Regions from separate parts of the Homo sapiens genome. Here regions 1, 2 and 3 are each linked to region 4. Evidence: chromatin contacts called from ENCODE Hi-C or POLR2A ChIA-PET data. All regions are on one chromosome and are shown on one strand. Each heading gives the region's core, a stretch centred on a gene start or an enhancer-like site at or near the end of the contact. The rest is flanking DNA. Distances are from core to core; before and after follow the strand shown. Region 1 has its middle 19 kb from the start of LINC00272. Region 2 has its middle 32 kb from the start of ZNF648. Region 3 has its middle 23 kb from the start of ZNF648. Region 4 overlaps LINC01344 (long intergenic non-protein coding RNA 1344).

Region 1 (2,700 bases), core at 46-2,545, 180 kb before region 4:
TTAGTGTGACTCTCTCTCCTCCTCTCCATTCTCATCAGGAACCTTTAATACTCAGGAAAAATCAGAGAACATTGCTGGACTGGAATGGAGTCCTGGGCCACCTGAAAAGGATTTCCATTTCTCCTGTCCTTGGAAGGAGAGACATAAGAGAGCCAAGTACAGAAAATCCAAACTACTTAAGTCAAGGTTAGAGCACGACAAATCACCCATTAAACCCTTTTCAGTGTAAGGTTTAGCCTGCTAAACCCTTTTCAGATTATAAGTAAGAGTACCTGCCCACTCTCATTAGCATTATTTCCACCATGGACTCACACCCATAAAAGACAGCCCAGTTTCTCAGGTGAGGGAAACAGATGAGGGTCTGCTACTTTAAGGCCTCTGAGAACATGAAGTCCCTCCTAGGTGGTCTTACCAGTCCCCCTGCATCAACAAGATTTGGTACTGTGGTGCTTTAGCCAAGTATTAATAGTTACCCAGCCCAAGATGTTCCAGAACAGCCTTGTGCCACACCACATTGAAAATCAGGCCTGGGCCCTGAATATGCCACTGCGAGAGGAAACTTGCTTGAGTTTCCCATCAAGAGAAGTGAGAACTTTCATATTACCCAGAGCAACAATTTGCAGTTATTGGGGTCATTCTGAAAGTTGACTCAGGTGCATCAAAATAACTCTCATCATTTGAATGGTCATAAGAATCAACAGCTTGGCTATGAGAACATCAGGCAAGAGAGTACATAGTTATTTTTCCTGATTTTCTGCCTATGCAGATGTAAAAATTATACATAAACATTTTCACACTCTCTGAGCGGAAGTAATGTTACTCACTTTTTTTTTTTTTGAGGTGGAGTCTCACTCTGTCACCAAGGCTGGAATGCAGTGGCACAATCTTGGCTCACTGTAACCTCTGCCTCTCGAGTTCAAGTGATTCTCATGCCTCAGCCTCCTGAGTAACTGGGATTACAGGTGTGTGCCACCATGCCTGGCTAATTTTTTGTATTTTTGGTGGAGATGGGGTTTCACCATGTTGGCCAAGCTCAGCCACCCAAAGTGCTGAGATTACAGGCGTGAGCCATGGTGTCTGGCCATGTCACTCATTTCTGAAGTGAAAAAACTGGCTTTAGCCCCCAAGACTGTCAGGAAATGGACCCTTCATCATCCACCTCGATTTCCCCTTTTCTCTAAGAATCCCACGGCTAATACAGTCTCAAAATCTGTTGAATAGCCAACCATTCTCAGAAAAGGGAGAGGCATGAATAGTGTTCTTGACGTTGCTATGGTAACAAGTCCCCACCCTTCTTACCCTCCACCTCTCACCCTCATCTACCATGGGGAACTGACTTCATAGCTCCCTAGTGCTGTAGCCCACTGAAATAAAGGGGCTGCCACAGCTTGGTTCCTGCTCAAGCCAGCAGGGGCTTTTTTAGGAGGACAGCTCTCTGAGCGACCACATTCACCCTGAGCCACCTCCAACACCAGTGCTCCTTTCATGGGCCTCAGAGCCTTCTGACCCACTGGATCCCATCAGCTCTTGCTGTTTCCTCTGAGGTCTTGCTCAGAATGAGTGATTGCATCTACTGCCAGCCAAACCCACAGTCTTGTGCCCTTCCCAGTCTCTGGGATTTCTTGCAGGGTGGACTGTTGCTTGCTTTTTAATCTCCTAAAACCCAAAAGGTCCATCCTGACCCTTCTTCAATAGTTTGAGTACTGTACCACCAGAAGGGGCTTGCATTTTAGGGAAAAAACAAAAAACAAAGCAAAACAAAAAAACTGTCTTCTCTCCTGGGTGACTAGAAGGATCCAGACTTCAGGAACACAAAGGCTTATTTGCCACCCTTTTGGTAGACCCAGGACAAGAACTTTCATCCCTTCTTTCTTTTTCTTTTTCAGTTTTCCAGTTTTTCTAAATTAATTTTTTAGCCAGGCACAGTAGCTCATGCCTGTAATCCCAGCACTTTGGGGTGGTCAAGGCAGGCGGATCACCTGAGGTCAGGAGTTCAAGACCAGCCTGGCCAACATGGTAAAAACCTATCTCTACTAAAAATACAAAAATTAGCCAGGCGTGGTGGCAGGCACCTGTAACCCCAGCTACGCGGGAGGCTGAGGCAGGAGAATCGCTTGAACCTGGGAGGCGGAAGTTGCAGTGAGGCAAGATAGTGGCACTGCACTCCAGCCTAGGTGACTGAGGGAGACTCTGTCTCAAAAAGGAAAAAAATAATAATTTTTAAAAAGTATCATACATAGGCCAGGTGTGATTGCTCACACCTTTACTCCCAGCACTTTGGGAAGCCAAGATAGGAGGATGGCTTCAGCCCAGGAGTTCAAGACTAGCCTGGGCAACATGACAAGACCCCATCTCTACAAAAAATAAAAAATTAGCTGGGTGTGGTGGTGCATGCCTGTAGTCCCACCAACTTAGGTGGGAGCATCACTTGAGTCTGGGAAGTCACAGCTGCAGTGAGCTGTGATTGTTCCACTGCACTCTAGCCTGGCTGATAGCACAAGACCCTGTCTCAAAAAAAATTTCATATATAATATACTGTGCCACTTATACTTTGATGGCATAATAGCCATTTCTGCTCAATATTTATTTATTTTTGAAATATCTTGTTGATTTAAAGTTGTGTTTTTGTTGATTTACTTTATTATACCAGAAAATGAGGTATGATGACTTTGAGATTTGAAGCTTTTGCTAGTCCTCTGA
Region 2 (2,700 bases), core at 113-2,612, 220 kb after region 4:
TGAGAGATGACTGAAGAAGCAGACAAAGTGGAGATGGCAGATAGCCTTTCCTTCAGTTATGGTTTCAAACCCTATGAAGAAAGCTGTTGAGTTTCTATCCACCTGCATATTTTTTATTATTATTTTAGTTAGGTGTGCTTTTTTCAAAGATAAACACTCTATTCCTTTTGCTTCTTCCAGTTTTCAACTGAAGATGTGGAGACCTCTCCTCACAGATGTGTTTTGAAAATTTAAAAGCATTTTAAACAGCAACCTAAGTAAATTAATTATTCAAGACAAGACACAGACCTCTTTAATTGCTTCAAAGAAAGTAAAATACCGGGTAACTTGTCAGGTATTTGTCCAAATCTTCTTTTCCCACAACTTCTGCTCCAAAGATTATGCATTTAGTAATAATACAAAAATCTATTAACAATATTTAGATTAATACTAAAATTTAGTAATAATTTAGAAATCTCTAGTTTGAACTATTCATGAGGAAATTACAAACTACTACACATCTCTAACTGGTAGCATTCACATGCCAGCTGTGGTCTATTATTTGGTGACATGCGGGGACTGCTTCTAAGTTGTTTGAGGGGCTTCTATTTTCTGAATATATCAAGGACAAGATGATGTGACCTGCAGCCCATTGGGGGTCAAGGGGAAAGGTGGTAGAGGTGAGGGATAAGAGAAGTAAAATGTAAGTGCAAAGGCTTTATTCTCTCTGCTTATGGATCTTTCCTCATATCCCCGAACGGAGTCCACCAATTCTGCTTCCCAGTAAACAGCCTATGGGGCACCTGCCTGTAAATACCTGGAGCATCATCAGGTTGGGGGGCGGGGAATTAACAAACACCCTAAAGCCTTTGAGGTAGAAGCAACGCAGGCCCTCTTATAATGTGGGCCAACCGCCCGGCCCCAGGCTCCGCGGATCCCGCCCGGAGTGGTCTCCTGGATCCTCTCTCCTCGGGCGGGCGTCCGGTTCCCGCGCGCTCCAAAGGGCTGCCCGCAGGCCGAGACCACAAGGGGGCGGCGCCTGACCCACTCAGCGGGCAGAAAGCGCTGCCTGCTCCGCTCTCCAGGCGCCGCCCCGGCTCCCGGATGTAGGGTGCTCTCCGCCCGCCCCGCCCCCCGGGGGGTGTGGTGCCCTCCGTCCGCCTCGCCCCCCTCACCCGCAGGCCACCCGGCTTCCCACCGGATGGCGGCGGCCGGGTCCTGGAGGCCCGCAAGGCGGGCGCCGCTCAGCGATCTTCGCTGATGGGCCGCGGCGGTAAAACCTGCCCCGCCCACTCGCGGTAAGCAAAGGTACGGCCCCCCAGGCCCCGCCCCCTGTCCTGACAGATAAGCCTCCTGGCCAACCAGGCTTCTCATCTTCCTCTTAAGTTTTGCTCCGTATCCCCGCCCCAGCTTTGAGCCCCACCCCCAGCGGACAAGCTCCGCCTCCAGCCCGCCTCAGAGGAAAGTGAGCTACAGGATAGGAAGCTGCGGGTCTGCGCAGCCTGAGTGCACAGAGTACCTGTAATGCCTGTGGTGCCGGCCGGGAGGGTTGGGCCCAGAAGAAGGCAGACTAGCCCCTGCCCTGCCCAACTTCAGTCCAGCCAAAGAGAAGTAAACGAGGGAGTGGGTGTTAGGTAAGGAAAGTACCCTGACCGGACGGGTTAGGTGAGAAGGTTTCTTGGAGGAACTGAGACCGGAAGATGGAAGGAATTCGCTAGGCCAGAGGCGGGAGGGTGCCCAGGGGAGGGGACAGAGTTCCAGTAAGAGAAAATAGCAGGCCTCGGTGAGAGGATCACCATAGGTTCCAGAAACTAAAACAATTTTTGACCAATATGGCTGGAGCATAGAGTAGTCCAGCAAGAAATAAAGCTGGACAGAGAATGGAAGTCAGATTCTAGAAGACTCTAGAGGTTCACACCTCTAGAGGCTTTTAAAGTGGGAACGTGGCATAATCAGATCTACATTTCATAAAGGTCACTCTGCAGAGTGCATTGGGAGAAGATCAGACTAGGGACAGGAAAATCAGAAGACTGGCATTGATGTGGACTAGGATGGGGGCAGTGAGGATGAAGAGAGAGGGGTGGATTTGAAAGATGTTTTGCACATAGAATTAACAAATTTTGGATGAGGTGGCAGGGTAGGTGAGAATTCAAGAGAATGAAGAGTAAAGATGATTTATTTCTGCATCAGCAAGGTCAATGGTGACCATACAAGTTATCGCTCGCTCCCCTCCATATTTTTAGCACTTTCAGAGCTGTTACCTTACTGCCTTGAGTGTTTCTCTTTTGCGTAGAGAATTTATTGCTGTTCCAGATTAGAGCTTCCTTGAAGAAATGGACATCTTCAGGTTTTCCTTTGCTTAGATTGTACCGCAAATTACCCATTTGATCATTTGCTGAATGATCCAATGAATCAATGGCCCCAAGGGTTTGATCCTCAAAACTAAAAAAAAAAGCTGTCAGAAAGGCCAGTCCTCAAGAGGTACATTTATAGTCATGTGCCCCATAATGACATTTTGATCATCGATGGACTACATATATGACATTAGTCCCATAAGATTATAATGGAGCTGAAAAATTCTTATCACCTAGCGACAAAGCCATTGTAACACTGTACCGCAATGTATTACTCACATGTTTGTTGTGATGCTGGTGTAAACAAACCTACCATGCTGCCAGTCATATAAAAAGGTAGCACACATGATTATGTGCAATACATAAT
Region 3 (2,700 bases), core at 24-2,523, 160 kb after region 4:
CGAGCTTTCCTCCCCCGGGCTTCACTCTCTTTGACCACTTTCTGCCCAGGGCCATCTGTGGGCAGTGACTTGGGGAGGCTGCAGGAAGAAGGGACAACAATTGAGTCACTTGTTGTTAAAACCAAAAGCCCGCCACCCCAGCCAAGATTTTCCACATGGGGGTAGCCCTGCCAACGTGTGCCCCCAGTCAACATCAAGATGTCCCCCACAGGCCTCAATGTCACGAAGGACTCCTGAAAATACTGCCTGTTTGAGAGGGGACAGAGACTAACTGTGAAATACTCCTCAGTTTCCCTGCTGCTTACCCAAGAGTTGGGTTGAAGCTCAGCCTGGGGCGCCACTGCTGGGGTGAGGTGGGCTGTGTCAGGCCAGCCACTCATGCCAAAGCTGAAGATAGGATGAGAAGGAGAGAGGGAGTGCCCACTGGGGGGCATAGGGCTGTGCCCAGGAGGGCACTGCTTGTCTTTGCAACCTAGCAGCCATCTCTGGCGGGATGCCTAAAATACCTCGGTCAGCCTCCCAGCTGAGGGAGAGCAGGAGGCGTGCGCTGGGGTCTGCATTAGGTTTTCACAATGGATAAAATCAGTTCTGTGATTGAAAGGCGAGGCCTTGGGAAATTAGTCACACAAGGGAGAATTGTGCCTGCCTCCATCAGAATCACCTGAGGATTCCCAGGAACCATCCAAGAGACTCTGATGCAGGGGTTCTAGGTTAAGGCCTGAGTCCCTTCTCTCCCTCCCTCCCTCTCTCCCACTCTTCCTTCCTTCCTTTCCCATGCAAAGCCCCTAGCAAAGCTTAGAATAAGAACATGTGGGGCTGGGTGTGGTGGCTCACGCCTATGATCCCAGCACTTTGGGAGGCAGAGGCAGGAGGATCACTTGAGGTCAGGAGTTCGAGACTAGCCTGGCCAACATGGTGAAACCCTGTCTCTACTAAAAACACAAAAATTAGCCGGATGTGGTGGCGGGCATCTGTAGTCCTAGCTACTCAGGAGGCTGAGGCACAAGAATCACTTGAACCCAGGAGGCGGAGGTTGCAGAGAGCCATGATCGCACCACTACACTCCAGCCTGGGCAACAAGAGCAAAACTCTGTCTCAAAAACAAACAAACAAAACCACGTTGGATCCACACATGGCTATAGATCCCTACTGTGTGCAAGGCAGCTGGCATCCTGGCCCTCTGAGACTGGCCTAGGGGAGGCCTCCTGGTGACTTCCTCCCAGAGCTAGAGAGGCGGTGTCCTTTGCCTCTGTCCTGCTGAAGGGAGTCCCTCATCCAAGGGGCAACGCTGCCACCTCCTGGTCAGTCTTAGAACTGTCCCCCACTCTGAATGCCTGGTGTAAATAGAGGCAGGGAGCCGGGAGAGGCCTCCCTGTCCTCCTTCTCTGGCTCTGCGTTTGAATATCTTATTCTAGGAAGTGGAATGTCCCCCAAACACGCGCCTCTTTTGGTGCCTCTTGTTTAAGTCTATCTTCCCTGGGAAGCCACTAGTCAACAAGTGGATCTCACTTACCCACCACTTTGCCTTGAATTCAGTGCAAGTCAGCATGTGTTTGTGGAGCACTTGATATGAGGGGGCTGGCAATACAGAGGACAATAAAGCAAAGCCCCACTTTTGCAGAAGGGAGTGAGAAGTGGGGGTGATTCATGAATATGAGTCACTTCTATCTGCGGTGATGTCTGAGCTGAGTCCTGAAGGATAAGCCAGCATTAACCAGTTGAAAAATGGAGAAGATTCCAGGTAAAAGGATGAGCAAGATGTGAATTGCTGGCCTTTTAAATAGAAACTTAATTGCTACATTTTTAATGCACCTCTTTGCTGCCCCCAAGAGGACAGACTACAAACCTTTTTTTCCCTCAATTTCTGGGCAGGTTTAAAAGGTTAAGAGAAAGGAAAAACAAGTTTTTCAGTTGCTAATCATTAGGGTTTAGGGGCCCTCCAGATCTATGGTGAAAAACAAGAGGGAGGCCTGGGTTTGAGAGACAAAGCAATGCAACCCAAGGAAGCAGGAGGCAGGGAAGATGCCTCCCCTAGTAGACAGTTCTCTGGGTCAGTGTGGGGAGAGGACTCCAGGCCACTGCCCCACCCTGGTCCCCGCAGAGCCCCAGAGAAGTATCAAGCCCCAGAGGGAAGTGTCTGCATAGTGCCAGGAAGCTCTGGATGTCAGCCTTACAATGAATTCCCAGGTCCTCAGAATGGCAGAGATGCATCCTGAAGCCAGAGACCTGTGATACAGGCTGAAAGAGCCCCAGATGTCACCCTTGTAACCCACTTGGACAAATGCCCAAGGATCAGCCTCCTTGACTCTGTGAGGGACTCGCGAACCTTGACATTGTCCCAGAAGTAGAGAAATACCAGTTCAAACCACAATGAGGAAATAAAGGAACTCAATGTTCTTGTACCAGGGTTTATAGCAGATTCATATAGGTCATGGGTGCAAAGGAGATCAAGACAGGGCCCCTGTTATTGAAACAATTAGAGAGAGAGCAGTACACTTCTCAGTGATTTGGAGCAAAAAACTTGTCCTCTTGACCTTGGTTTAATTTTCAGTGACAGGATGAGGAGGATGAGCATAGACTCTCGAAGCCCTTTCCTGCTGTAAGAGTCTATGGGAATGCAGATCACATGTACTGTGAGAGATGGGGGGAGACACAGGGTGGGTCAGAATGACCAGAAGAGTCTTCGTGAATGTGATTTTG
Region 4 (2,700 bases), core at 49-2,548:
TTAACTGAAATTCTTTTTTATCTTTAAAATGGAGATAATGATTATTTTAATAACTTGAAAGTAGTTGTGAGGCCAAATTAGACAAAAGCACTTTTCAAAGAGCTAAACATTTATATATAGTACTATTATTATTTACTATTATTTCATTACATTTTCATTCCACATATGACTTGACTCAGTGGGCCTTAGTCTTGTTTTTCAAAAGGAGAATTTGGGAAATTACTCTGGTTATTATAATCTATCTTCTTAATGTCCTTATTTTTATTTTGGTTAGCATCCTTAGTAGCAAAAAACTAGCAGAAGTGCTAAATAGGTGACCCCCACCAAGTGACTCACAAAGGCAAAGTATTATAAAGGGTTCTTCTCTCCTAGGTTATTTAATAGTACTTTTTCTGACCCTATCTCTACTCTCATACTATGAAAATACTCATTTGAAGGCCCAAGGAAAAGCCAGTGATTTTAGTACACATGATCACAACAACAGAGCTGTCCACAAAGGGCTGTTGTCAGCACAGAGTGAGAAGGTGAATACGAAAACACTTGGTAAACTATGAGGTGCTGGGCATGGTGGCAATGGTGGTGGTGGTGATGATGGAGATGATGATGTTAATGACAATGACACACACCAGTTTGCTAATCCTGCATAAATATGTAGGAACATGAACTACTGGTCCCCACTAGACTAATAGGTGTACCAAGGAGATAGGACAGCCTCAGTAAAAAGGATAAATCCTGTGGAGTGAAGCCAAGGACTGACCAGCTATGACGATGATAGTTCTAGGTCTCCACCCCATCCCTCTCCAACCTAGGAAATGCCAAACAACTTCTATAGCAGTCTTCATTGGGTTTTCTTCTGCATGTTACTATTTTTTTTTTTTTTTTTGAGCTGGAGTCTTGCTCTGTCACCAGGCTGGAGTGCAGTGGTGCGATCTTGGCTCATTGCAACCTCCGCCTCCCGGGTTCTAGCAATTCTCCTGCCTCAGGCTCCATAGTAGCTGAGATTACAGGCATGTGCCACCACGCCTGGCTAATTTTTTGTATTTTTAGTAGAGACAGGGTTTCACCATGTTGGCCAGGATGGTCTCGATCTCCTGACCGAGTGATCCTCCCGCCTCGGCTTCCCAAAGTTTTGGGATTACAGGCGTGAGCCACCGGGCCTGGCCTGCATGTTTCTTCTTAGCTAGTTCACTCGAAGCTTCATTATACATGCCTCTTGCTTAACTAAGCTCCTCCTCTCACACCATCTGGGCAGGTTCCACCCTGGAGACCTTAGGATGGGACGCAAACATTGTCAAAGGGCGGAGTGCAGGAAGGCAGGGGCGGCGGCGAAGGTCTGTTTACTGATCCTCTGGAAAGGTTCATGAATTACTTGTTCTTACCACCGACTGACTGCTCATTCTCTCACAGCTAAGCGCTCATAAAAGAGCCACACTTTTGAGAGGAAATCTGTGAGCTAAGACTAAAAGCCAGGATGCTTGTTCTGAGTCAGAAACTTTCAATGTGACTGCAAGAAAGTTAGTCTTAGGTTTCTCGCTTGGTAAATGGGAATGACAGTACCTACCTTTCAGAAGTTATAACCTAGAAGTTCATAGGTTGAAATTTTGTTTACAGTTGTATTTTAAGATTTAAAAAAAAAATGCTTTAAGCAGGACATATATTCAGACAGTCCTCATCATTCACTCCCTGTTGTTTTCCCAAAGTATTATCTAACTCAAAGCTTTAGTGAGGGGATACCTTGAGGTAATAAATGGAATGCCCAGGGGTTCATTCATTCCTTTAGCAAACATTTCACTGCTTACTAAATCCCAGAACCTAACCCAGCAAGGGCCCGGGGTTGCGGGGAGGAATGAGATGCCGTGGCCACCCTGGGGGAGTTTCCAGTTTTGTGGGGAAGGCAGACACAGAAAAGCACTGGAAATAGCAAACTAACGCAGGAACAGAAAACCAAACACCTCATGTTCTCACTAATAATTAGGAGCTAAATGATGAGAATTCATGAACGCAAAGAGGGGAACAATAGACACTGGGGTCTACTAGAGGGTGGAGGGTGGGAGGAGGGAGAGGAGCGGAAAAGATAACTATCGGGTACAGGGTTTAATACTGGGTGGTGAAATAACCTGTACAACAAACCCCCATGCCACGAGTTTAGTTATATAACAAACCTTCACATGTACCCCTGAACCTAAAATAAAACTTAAGAAGAAAAGTACATGCAGTTACCCCGAGTGCTCAGAGAAGGCAGCTGCAATTCCATTTTGGTGTGAAGATTTAAATGACTTCATAGGGGAACAGGAGTGGGAAAAATGGAAAAAATTGGGTTACAAACTAAACCAATGTGAAAGATTTATTAACCTTCCAAAGAAGTTCACTTGTTTTTTTTTTTTTTTTTTTGCAAATATAAGAAGTATCATTATCTCTTTTTTAAATATGGGGAAAGATGGTACTAAAATGATGTGAACTATATATAGGGTCAAGACAAAGAACATCTTGGCAGCCTAACTCCTAGCGAATGCTCTTTAAACAGTGCTCCTCAATTCTTGCACCTGCCTAAAAGTTGCCTTAACTTCTTCACCTCTTCTCTCTCTCACATTTGTATATCACCCTTCTCCGGGAATTTTTTTTTTTTTTTTTTTTTTTTTGAGACAGTCTTGCTCTGTCACTCAGGCTGGAGTGCAGTGGCATGATCATGACTCACTGCAG

What was found. A loop is a pair of places that touch in the nucleus more often than their neighbours do. ChIA-PET counts read pairs that join two places held with the same protein, here RNA polymerase II (POLR2A). Pooled maps may share reads with other maps.
Region 1: a map with no recorded cell type shows a loop between it and region 4 (11-fold over the local background). The contact joins two enhancer-like sites. A Hi-C loop is called at or near these places in 1 of 37 single-sample maps with no recorded cell type and 6 of 50 pooled maps. POLR2A ChIA-PET finds 5 or more read pairs at or near these places in 1 of 52 experiments (common myeloid progenitor, CD34-positive).
Region 2: a loop to region 4 is called in a pooled map, with 8 times the contacts of the local background. The contact joins two enhancer-like sites. A Hi-C loop is called at or near these places in 1 of 168 maps with a recorded cell type or tissue (naive thymus-derived CD4-positive, alpha-beta T cell) and 8 of 50 pooled maps. POLR2A ChIA-PET finds 5 or more read pairs at or near these places in 1 of 52 experiments (T-cell).
Region 3: a loop to region 4 is called in a map of HepG2, with 7 times the contacts of the local background. The contact joins two enhancer-like sites. A Hi-C loop is called at or near these places in 4 of 168 maps with a recorded cell type or tissue (DLD1, HepG2 and naive thymus-derived CD4-positive, alpha-beta T cell) and 8 of 50 pooled maps. POLR2A ChIA-PET finds 5 or more read pairs at or near these places in 1 of 52 experiments (activated CD4-positive, alpha-beta memory T cell).

What each region holds. Positions count from the first base shown.
Region 1 is chr1:182,425,131-182,427,830 of GRCh38, reverse strand. No RefSeq gene overlaps it. Among named protein-coding and RNA genes, the nearest start is that of LINC00272, 19 kb to the right of the region's middle. Within about 2 kb of position 1,295, at least 2 of the 41 ENCODE cell types and tissues checked have a DNase peak (open chromatin) inside an H3K27ac peak, as active enhancers do.
Region 2 is chr1:182,028,398-182,031,097 of GRCh38, reverse strand. No RefSeq gene overlaps it. Among named protein-coding and RNA genes, the nearest start is that of ZNF648, 32 kb to the left of the region's middle. RefSeq lists a silencer at 981-1,370. Within about 2 kb of position 1,362, at least 30 of the 41 ENCODE cell types and tissues checked have a DNase peak (open chromatin) inside an H3K27ac peak, as active enhancers do.
Region 3 is chr1:182,083,689-182,086,388 of GRCh38, reverse strand. No RefSeq gene overlaps it. Among named protein-coding and RNA genes, the nearest start is that of ZNF648, 23 kb to the right of the region's middle. RefSeq lists an enhancer at 1,017-1,066. Within about 2 kb of position 1,273, at least 12 of the 41 ENCODE cell types and tissues checked have a DNase peak (open chromatin) inside an H3K27ac peak, as active enhancers do.
Region 4 is chr1:182,248,054-182,250,753 of GRCh38, reverse strand. All of the region lies in intron 2 of LINC01344 (long intergenic non-protein coding RNA 1344), which reads left to right. Among named protein-coding and RNA genes, the nearest start is that of LINC01344, 65 kb to the left of the region's middle. RefSeq lists a silencer at 1,287-1,486 and an enhancer at 1,041-1,542. Within about 2 kb of position 1,298, at least 3 of the 41 ENCODE cell types and tissues checked have a DNase peak (open chromatin) inside an H3K27ac peak, as active enhancers do.